Linked DNA regions of Homo sapiens: region 1 is linked to region 2. Evidence: read pairs that join two places in POLR2A ChIA-PET (ENCODE). Cell type or tissue: Panc1. All regions are shown on one strand. Each heading gives the region's core, and the rest is flanking DNA. Links, peaks and the distances in the headings are about the cores only.

Region 1 (7,304 bases), core at 1,929-4,428, 250 kb before region 2:
TAGACAAAACAGACTTCAAGACAAAGAATATTAGTAGACACAAAAAAGGTTACAGCAGAAAGGTAAAAGGGTCAAAAGACAGAGAAAGACACAAATATTTTAAGTGTTCATGTGTCTAATAACCAACTTCAAATATATGAAGCAAAAATTAACAGAATCAAAAGGAGAAACAACCAACTCTACAATCACTTTTTTTTTTTTTTTTTTTTGGAGATGGAGTCTCGCTCTATTGGCAGGCTGGAGTGCAGTGGCGCGATCTTGGCTCACTGCAATCTCCGCCTCCCAGATTCAAGCAATTCTCCTGCCTCAGGCTCCCTGAGTAGCTGGGACTACAGGTGTGCGCCACCACACCCGGCTAATTTTTCTATTTTTAGTAGAGACGGGGTTTCACCACATTGGCCAGGATGTTCTCGATCTCTTGACCTTGTGACCCGCCCACCTCGGCCTCCCAAAGTGCTGGAATTACAGGCGTAAGCCACCGCGCCTGGCCTACAATCACTATTGAAGACTTTCATACATGTCTCTCAGTAACATACAACTAGGTGATAAAAAAAATTAGTATAAGAGAAGATATGAATACTAACGTCAACCACTGACACTGCATAACAGCACACCCAGTAACTACAGAGAGCAAGTTGATGGCAAGTACACATGAAACATGAACCAAGACACATCACATGCTCAGCCAAGAAACAAGGCTCAAAAGATTTCAAAATACTGAAATGTTACTGAGTACTCTTTGACCACTGAATTAAATTAAATTAGAAATCAATAACATTCCAAAAAATAAAACTTAGAGAAGCCCCAAGTATCTGGAAATTAAGGAATTTAGTACTAAATAATTCATGGGTCAAAGAAATCACCAAAAAATTCAAAACATTTTTGAACAGAATAATAGATCACAACAAATCAAAATTTGTGGTAAAATCAGCTATTTAACATCCCACTTTAGAAAGCTAGGAGGAAAATGATCAAATTAAACCCCAAATAGGTAGAAAAAAATTAATAACGAACAGAAACCAATGAAATATAAAACAAACGGGAAAAAATAATAAAACCAAACTCTAAAGAGATCAATAATGTTGAAACGTCTTTATATTGATCAAGAGGAAACAAATTACCAGCCTTGGCAACGTGGAGTCCATCTTAAAAAAAAAAAAAAAAAGAAAAGAAAGAAAAGAAAAAAAGCACTTTCTATATAAAAAAATTTAGATGGCTAAACTGTGAATTCTGGCAAACATTTGATGTAGAAAGTAATATCAATCTTTCATAAACATCTTAAGAAAACAGAACAGGAAGAACGATTTCCCAACTAATTTTTTGAGGGAGTATTACTCTGATATGAAAACCAAAGTTCTTATTACCAAACTCCTTATTACAAAGAAGGAAGACTACAACTCAGTATCTCTCATGATCACAAATGTAAAATTCCTTAACAAATTATTAGCAAATTGAATCCAATAGTACGTAGTGACCAAGCAGGATTCATCCTAGGAACAAACAGTTCCTTCATATTTGAAATCAATGTAATTCACTATATTAACAAAATAAAGAATAACAATCATATAATAATCTCATTAGATGCAGAAGGAAAAACAAAGCAACTGACAAAATTCAATGCCCATTCACAATAAAAACTCAACAACCTGGATATATAAGAGATCATTCTAACTTGATTAAAAAAACAAAGAAAGGCCAGGTGCAGTGGCTTACACCTATAATCTCAGCATTTGGGGAAGCTGAGGAGGATCACTTGGGCCCAGGAGTTCGAGACCAGGCTGGGCAACATAGTGAGACCCCGTCACTACAAAAAATTTTACAATTAGCTGGGCATGATGGTGTACCCTGTAGTCTTAGCTACTTGGGAGGCTCAGACAGGAGGATTACTTGAGTCTGGGAGGTCAAGGCTGCAGTGATTCAAGATTGCTACACTGCACTCCAGCCTGGGCAATAGACCCTTTCTCAAAACAAACAAATACAACAAAAACTGCATTGTACTTAATAGTAAATGACTGAAAACTTTCTAAGATTAGAAAGATAATGTCCACTCTCATCACTTCTATTCAGTATTATAGCAGAGGTTCAAGGAAGTGCAATAAAGCACAAAAAAGAAATAAAACACATAGATCATAAAGGAAGAGGTAAAACTATATTTGCACACGACATGTTTAGCAGGACCAAAAAAAGCCAACATATAAAAACTGATTGTGTTTCTATGCTATCGAAGACCATTTAGAAATTAAAATTTTAGTTACAACAGAATCCTCAAACAGGAAATACTTAGGAGTAAATTTAACAAAATGTTGTAAGATCTGTATTCCCAAAAAATCTTATTGTAAGAAGTAAAAGAAAGCGGGGCATGGTGGCATGCACTTGTAGTCCCAGCTACTCAGGAGGCTGAAGCAGGAGATCACGTGAGCCAAGGACTTCAAGCCCAGACTGAACAACATAGCAAGACCTCTTTAAATTTTTTTTAATCAAAAAAAAAAAAAAAATCAAAGACAACTTCTTTAAAAATAGAGAAATATCGTATTTATGGATTAGAAGATCCAATATTGTTAGGATGTCAGTATTTCCCAAACTGATCCATAAATTCAATAGAATCCCAATTAAAATTCCATCAGACTTTTTATTTTTTATTATTATTATTTTTTTGAGACAGAGTTTCACTCTTGTTGCCCAGGCTAGAATGCAATGGCACGGTTTCGGCTGACTGTAACCTCCGCCTCCCGGGTTCAAGTGATTCTCCTGCCTCAGCCTCCTGAATAGCTGAGATTACACGCACGTGCCACCATGCCCGGCTAATTTTTATATTTTTAGTAGAGACGAGGTTTCACCATGTTGGCCAGGCTGGTCTCAAACTCCTGACCTCAGGCGATCCGCTCACCTCGGCCTCCCAAAGTGCTGGGATTATAGGTGTGAGCCACTGCGCCTGCAAGACTTTTTAAAAATTAGAAACTGGAAGGCTGATTCTAAAATTTACATGGAAATGGAAATTACCTCAAATAGCCAAAGCAATCTTTAAAATCACATTTAAAGCAGAAAGACACCCCTGAGGTCAAGACTTCCTATATAGCTACAGTATTCAAAACACAGAGGCCCTAATAACGATCAATGAGACAGAATAGAATCCAGAAAAAGATCCAAACATAAAAAAGCAGCTGATTTTCAATAACAATGTCAAGGCAGTCAAATGAGAAAAGTTTTTCCAACCAATATTGTTCAAACAACAGGTATCTGTGTGGAAGAAAATCAATTTTCACTCCATAATTAACGCATCACAATTCAAAATGAATCAAAGACCTAAATGTAAGAAGTAAAACTTCTAGAATAAAGCACAGAAACAATCTTTGTAATCTTGGAGTAATCAGAGATAGTACCATAAAAGGAAAATAATGACTTATTAAGCTTCAGCATAACTATATATTAAAGTCAACATTAAGGAAAAAAAGTCAGGCCAGGTGCGGTGGCTCATGTCTTAATCCCGGCATTTTGGGAAGCTGAAGTGGGAAGATCACTTGAGGCCAGGCATTCTAGACCAGCCTGGGAAACATAGTGAGGCCCTGTCACTAGAAGAAACAAACAAACAAACAAAAACTCTAAAAAAAATTAGACAGGTGTAGTAGCCTGTAGTCCCAGGTACTCAGGAGGTTGAGGCAGGAGGATTGCTTGAGCTCAGGAGTTTGAGGTTACAGTGAGCTATAATCACTCTACTGTACTCCAGCCTTGGTGACAAAGTGAGACTTAAAAAAAAAAAGAAAAAGGAAAAAAAAATTTTTTTAAAAGAATGAAAAAAAGTCATGGTATGGGACAAATAATTCCCAATACATATATCAAAGGACTTCTACCTGAAATATTAACAAACAATCCTTATAACTAAATTGTAAAACAAATTTTTTTAAGTAAACAAACTATTTGAACAGAGGCTTCACAAAAAAAGATAAACAAATGGGCAATAAAACAGGAAAAGATGCTCAACCCTATTAAATTAGGAAATTCCAATAAAACCTCAATGAGATACCAGACTACACATCCATTAAAATGGATAAAATTTAAAAAAAAATAACTGACAACACCAAGTCTTGGTGAAGATGCTAAAGACGTAAAATTATAACACACTACTGATGGGAATCTAAATTGGAACCACTTTAGAAACCTGTAGGCCGGGCGCAGTGGCTCACGCCTGTAATCTCAGCACTTCGGGAGGCCCAGGTGGGAGGATCACGAGGTCAGGAGATCGAGATCATCCTGGCTAACACAGTGAAACCCCATCTCTACTAAAAATACAAAAAATTAGCCAGGCGTGGTGGCGAGTGCCTGTAGTCCCAGCTACTCGGGAGGCTGAGGCAGAAGAATGGCGTGAACCCGGGAGGCAGAGCTCGCAGTAAGCGTAGATCGCACCACTCACTGCACTCTAGCCTGGGCGACAGAGCGAGACTCTGTCTCAAAAAAAAAAAAAAAACCTGTTTGACAGAACAGGCGCAGTGGCTCACGCCTGTAATCCCAGCACTTTGGGAGGCCAAGGCGGGCGGATCACGAGGTCAAGAGGTCAAGACCATCCTGGCCAACGTGGTGAAATCCTGTCTCTACGAAAAATACAAAAAAATTAGCTGGACGTGGTGGCACATGCCTGTAGCTACTCAGGAGGCTGAGGCAGGAGAACTGCTTAAACCTGGGAGGAGGAGGTTGCAGTGAGCCGAGATCGCACCACTGCACTCCAGCCTGGGCAACATCTCAAAAAAAAAAAAAAAAGAAAAGAAAAGAAAAGAAACCTGTTTGACAGTTTCTGAGAGAGCTTCCTACGTACAAACAATCCTGCCACTCCAAGTATTTACCTGAGAGAACTGAAGATAAATGTCAACATAAAGACTCATACAACAATGTTGAAAAAACTTTTATTTATAATGGCCAAAAGCTTATAAACAACCAGAATGTTGTTTAACAAGGTTAAAGAATATGAAAAAATTGTGAATATGCATATCCATACAAGGGAATACTTATCAATAAAAAGGGGATGAACTATCGATACATGAAACACAACTGGCTCTCAAAATCCTTATGCCCAAAGAAGTCACACAATATGATTCCATTCCTGTAACATTCCGCGAAATGCAAACTACTCCAAAATGATTTTAAAAAAATAAAAAAAACATTGAAAACACGATACTTCAATGGCTATCTGAGGCTGGAAGCAGAAAATGATTATAAGAGGCCATGAGGCAACTTTTGGGGGTGTTGGAAATGTTTTGTATCTTGACATTATAGTAGTTTCACAGATTTATAAGTAGTTTCACAGATTTATATATCTGAAAACCCTCAAATTTTTTACTTTGAAACAGAGCAGTTTATTATACATAAATCTTACCTCAATAAGTTGTTTCAAAAATTACACACTAGCAATCTCTTTTGTTAATAATGAAGAAAAAACAGAATAAAAATAAGTAATCTAAGAGCTTAGATTCAAAAATAGGTCCACATAATTGTCATAAAGAACTGATAGCTCTGGGCAACATTGTGAGACATCATCTCTGCAAGTAAAAATAACCAGCTGGGCCAGGCGCAGTGGCTCACGCCTGTAATCCCAGAACTTTGGGAGGCCAAGGCAGGTGAATCACCTGAGATCGGGAGTTCGAGACCAGCCTGACCAACATGGCGAAACCCTGTCTCTACTAAAAATACAAAATTAGCCGGGTTTGGTGGCACATGCCTGCAATCCCAGCTACTCGGAAGGCTGAGGCAGGAGAATCGCTTGAACCTGGGAGGTTGTGGTGAGCCAAGATTGCGCCATTGCACTCCAGCCTGGGCAACAAGAGCAAAACTCCATCTCAAAACAAAAACAAAAAACAAAACAAAACAAGAAAAACAGCTGGGCATGGTAGTGCACACCTATGGTACCAGCTACTCTGGAGGCTGAGGTGGGAGGACTGCTTGAGCCCAGGAGGTCAAGGCTGCAGTGAGCCGTGATCCACCACTGCACTCCAGCCTGGGCAACAGAGCAAGATCCTGCCTCAAACAAACAAACAAACAAAAAAGAACTGACAGCTCAAAAATTTTCTAAACCAATTGCAGTTTTAAAAATGAAACGATTTATTTAAATTTACTCGTATTTAAATACTCCTACTGGATGTTCAACACACTTTAATGTGGCCATATAGCCTATTTCATTTAAGTTCTATGTTGCCCTAGGAAGCAGGAAATATACACTAATTACTCACAGGTTTCTTCTAAACTGATAAATGCCTAACCTTGTTTTAAATCTATGCTATACTCTAAGAAAACAATAAATGCTTTCCACACAACAATGTATATATCTTTTTAACTTATTACTTAACACAGCTCAAATCTTCTATTACTCTAGGGAAGTAAAAAATCCCAGTAACTTCTCTCACAGGATATTTTCATTCATTTTTCATTAGGAAAATGCTTGCAACTGAAGTTTTCGGAGTCAGTTCAACAGTGAAGTACAAAAATTAAAACAGCACATAACTTTTCAATTCATCACAAAATATGTACACATAACCTAAGACACCTGAGCCATGTCAGGCTAGTCTGAAGAGTTTCAGTGTCATAAAAATGAAAAATTGTACAACAAAAAAATCTCTGGGAGTGCTAACAAAACCTTCAGAAGGAGCTTGCCACAAAGAACCATGGGCAAAAGTAGCCAAAATGATTTCTATACTGAAGTATGGTCTACAGAATTCTTAAGAGAGTTTGGAATAAAAAGGGGAATAAATCATATACATTCAAGAAAGTGCCAAAAATAGACATTTAATTAAATATGGCAAGATCTTCATTATTCAAAATTCAACTGATAGCACAGTTATGAAAGCAGGATTTTTTTCACAAAGCTTTTATACAGAGAACAACTGGCCAGACATGGTGGCCCATGCCTGTAATCCTAGCACTTTGGGAGTCTGAGACAGGAGGATTACTTAAGACCAGGAGTTTGAAATCAGCCCTGGCAACAAAGTAAGACGATGTCTCTACAAAAAAAATAAAACTTAAAAAAAGGCCAGGTGCAGTGGCACACACCTGTAATCCCAGCACTTTGGGAGGCCGAGGCAGGAGGATCACTTGAGCCCAGGAGTCCGAGACCAGCCTGGGCAATACAGTGGGACCTCATCTTGACAAAAAAAATTTTTATTTAATTAGTCAAGCATGATGGTGGGCGTCTATGATATCAGCTACAGCTCTTGGGAAGCTAAGGTGGGAGAAAAGCTTGAGCCTGGGAGGTTGAGGCTGCAGTGAGCCAAGACTGTGTCACTGTACTCCAGACTGGGCAACAGAGCAAGATGGTCTCAAAA
Region 2 (7,304 bases), core at 3,118-5,617:
ATGGTAAATGTATACGCTATAGCAAATATAGTAAAATGCAACTGTAGAATCTAAACGGTGAGTGCAGGGGTGCTCTCACTATCATAATTCCTGCAATTGTTCTGCATTTAAACCATCAGTTTGTTTGTTTGTTTGTTTGTTTGTTTGTTTTTTGGAGACAGAGTCTTGCTCTGTTGCCCAGGCTGGAGTGCAGTGGCACAATCTTGGCTCACTGCAAGGTCCGCCTCCTGGGTTCATGCCATTCTCCTGCCTCAGCCTCTTGAGTAGCTGGGACTACAGGCGCCCGCCACCACGCCTGGCTAATTTTTTGTATTTTTTAGTAGAGACGGGGTTTCACCGTCTTAACCAGGATGGTCTCAATCTCCTGACCTCGTGATCCACCCACCTCGGCCTCCCAAAGTGCTTGGATTACAGGTGTGAGCCACCGCGCCCGGCCTATACTTGTTCTTAAAGTGAGCATCATGTTTTTCTTTCAACTTCTCAATAAATTGCTAATATGAAATATTTTATCAACTTCAAAACAATCCCCAAATTTCAAAAATATAATAATCTTGGAATGTTTGTTACCCTTGGCTTATATCATAGAAGAACAGAGGAGGCAATTATCAGAAGAGTCACATTTCAACTTCCATCATTTTACCCAAGGGACAGTCAAGTAAAGTAAAACTGCCCTAAGTGTCTTATTTTCTTGGGTCTCTCAACACTCTTTTAGGCAAACACTTGGTCTTCACCAAGAACAAAGAGTTATAGGTGTCTGTTACCTCTAGGAGAAGCAAGGGGGAAAAAAAAAAAAAAAAAAAAAAAACTAAAACCTTTGGAGAGTCATTGTTTGACATCTTCCTTCTCAGCTTCCTTCTTATATAATTCCCAGGAGTCCTAGCCAATAAAGAATGGTTTAACTCTTCTTTCTGAAAAAAACAAATGATTATCTTTCTTTAGAAAATGTATTCCTCTTTCCTCTGAAGACTCAGAAGCAGACCTTTCAGGAGAATTTCTGGATTAGAGTGTGCCATTTCAGCCAAGGGACTTCCTCTACCAGGGTCCAAAGATAACACATTCTAATGAATGCTTGCTGGACTGTTTCCTTTTTTTTTCTGACAATTTGAAGGTCTTCAATGAAAGCATGCCAGTATTACCACAGACTTATCTTAGGGCAGTGCTTTGGTAAACCAAATTCAGAAGCTTTAGAAAAGACTAGAAACTAATAAGTCAGCTATACATCCACTTAGAGTTTGCCAGACAGAGAAAAAGGAAAATAACATTCCAGTCACAAAGAATAAATCACAGAGGGCTTTAAGGCTTAATTGCCACGTTTTCCCTCCAAAAGAATCAAAAGTTTATCACACTTGTTTCCTAAATCTCCAAAAATGTGAGTTATTGAGAGAAGAGTCATACAATTTTTAGGAATTTCCATTTCTTCCGTTGTCGAACCTTTGAAAAACAATTGCAAGTTGAAGAGAACTCACATGACCCAGAAACTGTTCTGAGCTCTATCAATGTTCAGGAAGCAGAATTTTTTTTTTTTTTAACTTTTTAAACTCTTTTTGTAGAGACAGGATTTCCCTATGTTGCCTAGGCTGGTCTCCAACTCCTGGGCTCAAGTGATCCTCCTGCCTTGGCCTCCCAAAGTGCTAAGATAACAGGTGTGAGCCACCACACGTGGCTGGAAAAAAATGTTTTCATCCAGAGAGTAAAACTCAATGAAGTGGCACAGCACGCAGTACATTTCAACTTTCCCCTCTTAAAGATTTCAGCCTACACACTCCAATTTCACACTCAATGAAAGCTTAAGCAAAATGTTAGCATAAATCAAAGTTTTAAATCATTTTAGATTGTTAACTAGCAAATGTCCTGCAGAAATTTTAAAACTCACTAAATAAATTATAAATCTAGTTATGAGAACAAAGCACACTGTGGAATATAAGGATGCAGAATAAACAGCTATTCAGAAAGTGTGTCCAATTTTTGTCCCACCCCTAAGTCAAGAGGCAAACCATGACCCCGCTGTGGGACTGGGCTGTCAAGCACTCTCCCTCCTCTGCTAACGCTGTTGCCTCTGTTCAGAAGACCTTCCCTGCCCTCTCTTCACGGGGCAAACCTACACCTCTCCTCCAAGATCCAGCTGAGCCTTTACCTCCTCTGTGGCCCCTGATCAGAATCCCCAAGGCAGAAGTTTTTGGAGCTTTATTCGTGCCTTTCTTTTGTTGTTGTTCTTTTTTTTTATTTTTTTGAGATGGAGTCTCGCTCTGTCACTCAGGCTGGAGTGCAGTGGTGTGAACTTGGCTCACTGCAACCTCTGCCTCCCTGGTTCAAGTGATTCTCCTGGGCTGGTCTCAAACTCCTGACCTCAAACAATCCTCCTGCCTCAGCCTCCCAAAGTGCTGGGATTACAGGCATGAGCCACCACACCCAGCCTATTCACGCCTTTCTGACACCTACCACTCACTATAACACACTTAACAAGCCTCTTCCCATTCCCCACCCCTCAAGGCAGAGCCTGCAGCCCTGGTCATCCTCTATCCCTGACACCCACCACATTGCCCAGCAGACAACAGCACAGTCAGTAGTCCCATTTACTAAGGACTTACGTGCCAGACACTATGCTCAGTGCTTTATATAATATCAACTCATTTCACCTTCACAAAAACCATATGAATAATATAATAATAAACTATAGTATCCCTCCAATCAGTCTTCCCCAGCCTCCTTAGGAGGTTCCTTTTCATGTGAACAGGCTGTAACCTACAGGACTCTATCCTGACCATACTGTCATCTTGTTCCTCACACTCTTCCTGGGCAATCTCCAATCCAGGTCTTTGGAGCTCATTCCAAACCCATATAGGACAGGCACTTGGATATCTGAGTGTTCTGCACTTAAAATTGGTCATGTCCCAAACTCTGTCCATCTCTCTCCCCAAATATGCTCTCTCTTTATGATTCTAACAGAACACTCTATGTCCAGTCATAGCCTAAGTCCAATCAGGAGAAAGAAACTACATGGTAATTTGAACAAGGGAAGATAAAAAATCATTAACTATAACAAAAGATTAATGAGAAGTTGGCAAATAAGACCTTGAAAGAACACAGCAATAGCTGACATAAAATATAGTAGCAAATATAATATTATGTAACACAACATATAATTGCCACCACCCTTAAGGCTGAGACAGAGCACCCAAGAAAGAGTTCCCCCAACTCTAGGGCTGAGATCCAGACCTTGCTGGAGGGGGCTCATACCTGACAGAACTTCAGGCAATCCACTCTGTGAAATTTGCCAGAAATCAGTCCTCTAGAATGCCAAGGAAAGTTGTTTGTGGGAGAGTGTCTCAGTGGACGTACTCTGCTACCTGGGCAGCAGGAGAGCTGCTGGTCACTAAGAGCTGCAAATGCCTGAGCACTGAAGAAACACCATGTGCCACACTGGCCTCTCTTGGAACCAGCAAGTAAATCTCTTTCCTCCTCAATGTCTCTCCAGCACCCTCTACTGACAAAACTAAACATCGTGCCAGCTGGCGGAGGAAAAGCAAAAGGCCCAGATTCATTTTCACAGAGCAAGCAATGAAGGACATACTTCGAGGTGAGAAGCAATAAATCAATAACTGACACAAGCACACAATCATCTATCAGTTGTCTAAGCCCAAAACCTAGAGGCATCCTTGATTTTTCCTCCAGTCATCAAGTCCCACAGGTCCTACCTTCTAAGTATTTATTGAATCCATCTACTTCACTCCATCCACTTCACTCCATTATGATTAATGTTAATAATACTGATATATTAATTAATTATATTATATAATAAATAATATATTATTGTTAATAATAGTGTTAATCCCCCCGTCCAGTTTTACTTGCTTGCTTTTTTTATTCTGTTTTGCCTCTGGGCCACTGCACATGGGTTTCCTCTGCCCAGAACAGCCTTCCTTCTTTCCCCTATTGCCATATCCACTTTTTGGTTAGCTGATTCTTCATCATTCTTCAGCTCTCAACTCTCTTGCTCCAAGTTACTTGCCCCTGCTAAGTACACCCAAAAGAATCCTCTTCTTCCCCACTAAGAACACTTACCACACATTATTGTACAATCACATGTTGCTTAACAATGGATATATGTTCATCCTTGTGTGAACATGATAGAGTGTAGTTACACAAGCCTAGATGATACCCTATAGCCTACTGCTCCTAGACTACAAAACTGTATAGCATGTTACAGCACTGAATACTGTAAACAACTGTAACACAATGGTACATCTGTCTAGGGCACTTACCCCATGAATGGAGCTCACTGGAAGTTGCTCTGGGTGAGTCAGTGAGTCAGTGGTGAGTAAATGTGAAGGCCTAGGACATTACTATACACCACTGTGAACTTTATAAACACTGTGTGCTTAGGTTACACTAAATTCCTCTTTTAAATATTATTTTTTCTTCAATAACAAATCAGCCTTAGTTTACTGTAACTTTTTTACTTTATAAACCATTTTTAAAACTTTTTGACTCTTAACAACTCAGCTTAAAACACAACACGAATACATTGTGCAGCTCTACAAAGATATTTTATTTGTATAATCTTATTTTATAAGCTTTATTCTATTTTTAAATTTTTTAACTTTTTTAATGTTTTTGTTGAAAACTAACACACACACATTAGCCTAGGCATACACAGGGTGAGGATCATCACTGCTGCTCTTGCACCGCCACATGTTGGACCAATGGAAGGTCTCCAGGGTCAATAACATACATGGAGCTGTCATCTCCTACAATAACAATGCCTTCTTCTGGAATACCTCTTCCAGAATAGCTGGAGGCTATTTTACAGTGAATTATTTTATATGTAAGTAGAGGACGTACACTCTAAAATAATGATAAAAAGTACACTATAGTAAATACATAAACCAGTAAAACAATCATTTATAATCACTATCAAGTATTACGTACTGTCCACGATTGAATGTGCTATATTTCATATAACCGGCAGCATATTAGGTCTGCTTACACCAGCATCACCACACACATGAGTAATATACTGGGCTACAACCTTATACCACATACAATGTAACTAAGCAACAGGAAATTTTCGCCTCCATTATAATCTCATGGAACCACTGTCATATATTTGGTGTGGTCCACCATTGCCCAGAATTTCTTTACACAGCACATGACCATAATTCCTTATTAACTAACTCTCATCATTCATACTTTTACCTCTATGAAGGCAAGAAAAATTTCTTCATCACTGAATCCCAAAGAGTTAGCAAGATGTCTAGAACAAAGCAGACACTCAGTATCAGCTCAGTTAATGGATGTTGAATGAAGGGGGGTGACATGGTTAGGCATTGTGTCCCCACCCAAATCTCATCTTGAATTGTAAACCCCATAATCCTCATAATCCCCACATGTCAAGAGAGAGACCAGGTGGAGGTAACTGAATCGTGGAGCCGGTTTCTCCCATGCTGTTCTCGTGATGGTCAGTGAGTTCTCATAAGATCCGATCTGATGGTTTTATAAGAAGCTCTTCCCCACTTCGCTCAGCACTCACTCTGTCCTGCCACCCTGTGAAGAAGATGCCTTGCTTTCCCTTCACCTTCCACCATGATTGTAAGTTTCCTGGGGCCTCCCCAGCATTGTGGAACTGTGAGTCAATTAAACCTATTTCCTTTATAAATTACCCAGTCTTAGACAGTTCTTTATAGCAGCAAGAACAGACTAATATAAGGGGAAGCATTTTATGAAGCAAATAACAACTTAAAAGGAGAAAATTTTGGCTTTGAGATTATATCTGATATGTTGATCAGTGTACATGCAATAAAATTATTACACATATATAACTCTAAGGATAAGGAGACAATGCCTTTGTCTCATGCCTAACAATTAAGATACAGTAAAATATAAAGTCTATTCCTCAAAAGAAAAAGAACTAATTCAACCAGCTGGCAATATGAATTTATATGATTTCAGTATATTGTATGCAGATGAGGAAAAAGACTGTTAGTTTTCAAGGTGAACAGTGCCATCCCAGTGTAGTATGTATATATCAAAGGATTCTGTTTATTTACACCCAATAATGAAAATCAAATATTACAACATGACATTCCATTGCACACCATGCTTCTATGGTAGAAAATCAATACATCCTATTTGTTTTCAGTAACTTGTTTACCCAACCACAGTTCTAGAGTCATTATGCAATGCAAACAGTCTTCTAAAGCACTCTGACCCATATGAAATAAAAACTAGGTCCTCTCTGACACTCCCAAAGGGAATATCTCTCTGGCTAACTCCAGGAATTTGCTCAGGGATATATGGAGCAAAGATTGTAGAGCTGAATCGGTATATAAAGTTACTCTGACACTCTGGGAGGAAATTTAGCCAAATCCGTAATAGTGAGTAGCAATCTCATCCACTCAATGGCCAAGGGAAATATATTCAGGACTAGAACTCACACAAGCCAAAGCACTAAAATACACAAAGTACAACCACCAGCAGTGCTGGCTCACACCTGCGATCCCAGCGCTTTGGGAGGCCGAGGCAGGCAGATCACTCAAGCCCAGGAGTTCAAGACCAGCCTAGGCAACATGGCAAAACCCTGTCTCTACAAAACTTACAAAAATTAGCCAGGCATGAAGGCTAAAATTAGCCAGGCATGATGGTTAAAAATTAGCCAGGCGTGATGGGGTATCCCTGTAGTCCCAGCTACTCAAGAGGCTGAGGTGGGAGGATCACCTGAACCTGGGAGGTTGAGGCTACACTGAGCTGTGATCATGCCACTACATTCCAGCCTGGGTGACAGAGTGAGATCCTGTCTCAAAAAAAAAAAAAAAAAAAGTATAATCTTGAAGATTTAAGCTTTTTTGTTGTTATTGCTTATTTATATCATTCTCACAGTCTAAAGGGGGGAAAAACTTAGGATACAAACAGACGTTATTTCAGCAACTCAATCATTGTTTAATCCTCGAGACATATTGTGGACAACTGTATTATAGAATTTAAAAGTGTGTGAGTTTATTACACACTTGTTTAAAAAAAGACATAATAAGTATGCAGTCTATTCGAGCTGGGCACAGTGGCTCACACCTATAATCCCAGCACTTTGGGAGGCTAACATGGGAAGACTGCTTGAGGCCAGGAGTTTGAGACCAACCTGGGCAACAAGGCAAGACCCCATCTCTACAAAAAAATTTTAAAAATTAGCCAGGTACAGGGGCGCGTGCCTGTAGTCCTATCTTCTTTTTTTTGAGACAAAGTCTCACTCTGTCATCCAGGCTGGAATGCAGTAGTAGAATTTGGGCTTACTGAAACCACTGCCTCCCAGG

What was found. Peaks named below come from ENCODE experiments on the same cell type or tissue, not always from the same donor. Only the 100,000 strongest peaks of a DNase experiment are listed, where the experiment ranks them.
Region 1: POLR2A ChIA-PET joins it to region 2 with 9 read pairs; 3 of 35 experiments call an interaction of 5 or more read pairs at or near these places.

Annotation. Positions count from the first base shown.
Region 1 is chr1:8,485,608-8,492,911 of GRCh38, forward strand. All of the region lies in intron 10 of RERE (arginine-glutamic acid dipeptide repeats), which reads right to left. Among named protein-coding and RNA genes, the nearest start is that of SNORD128, 5.7 kb to the right of the region's middle. In Panc1, for the core only: no CTCF peak of the experiment used is centred there; no DNase peak of the experiment used is centred there.
Region 2 is chr1:8,736,071-8,743,374 of GRCh38, forward strand. The region is part of intron 1 of RERE (arginine-glutamic acid dipeptide repeats); the gene reads right to left. Among named protein-coding and RNA genes, the nearest start is that of RERE, 78 kb to the right of the region's middle. In Panc1, for the core only: a CTCF peak has its summit at 3,473 (motif pointing left); a DNase peak (open chromatin) is centred at 4,238.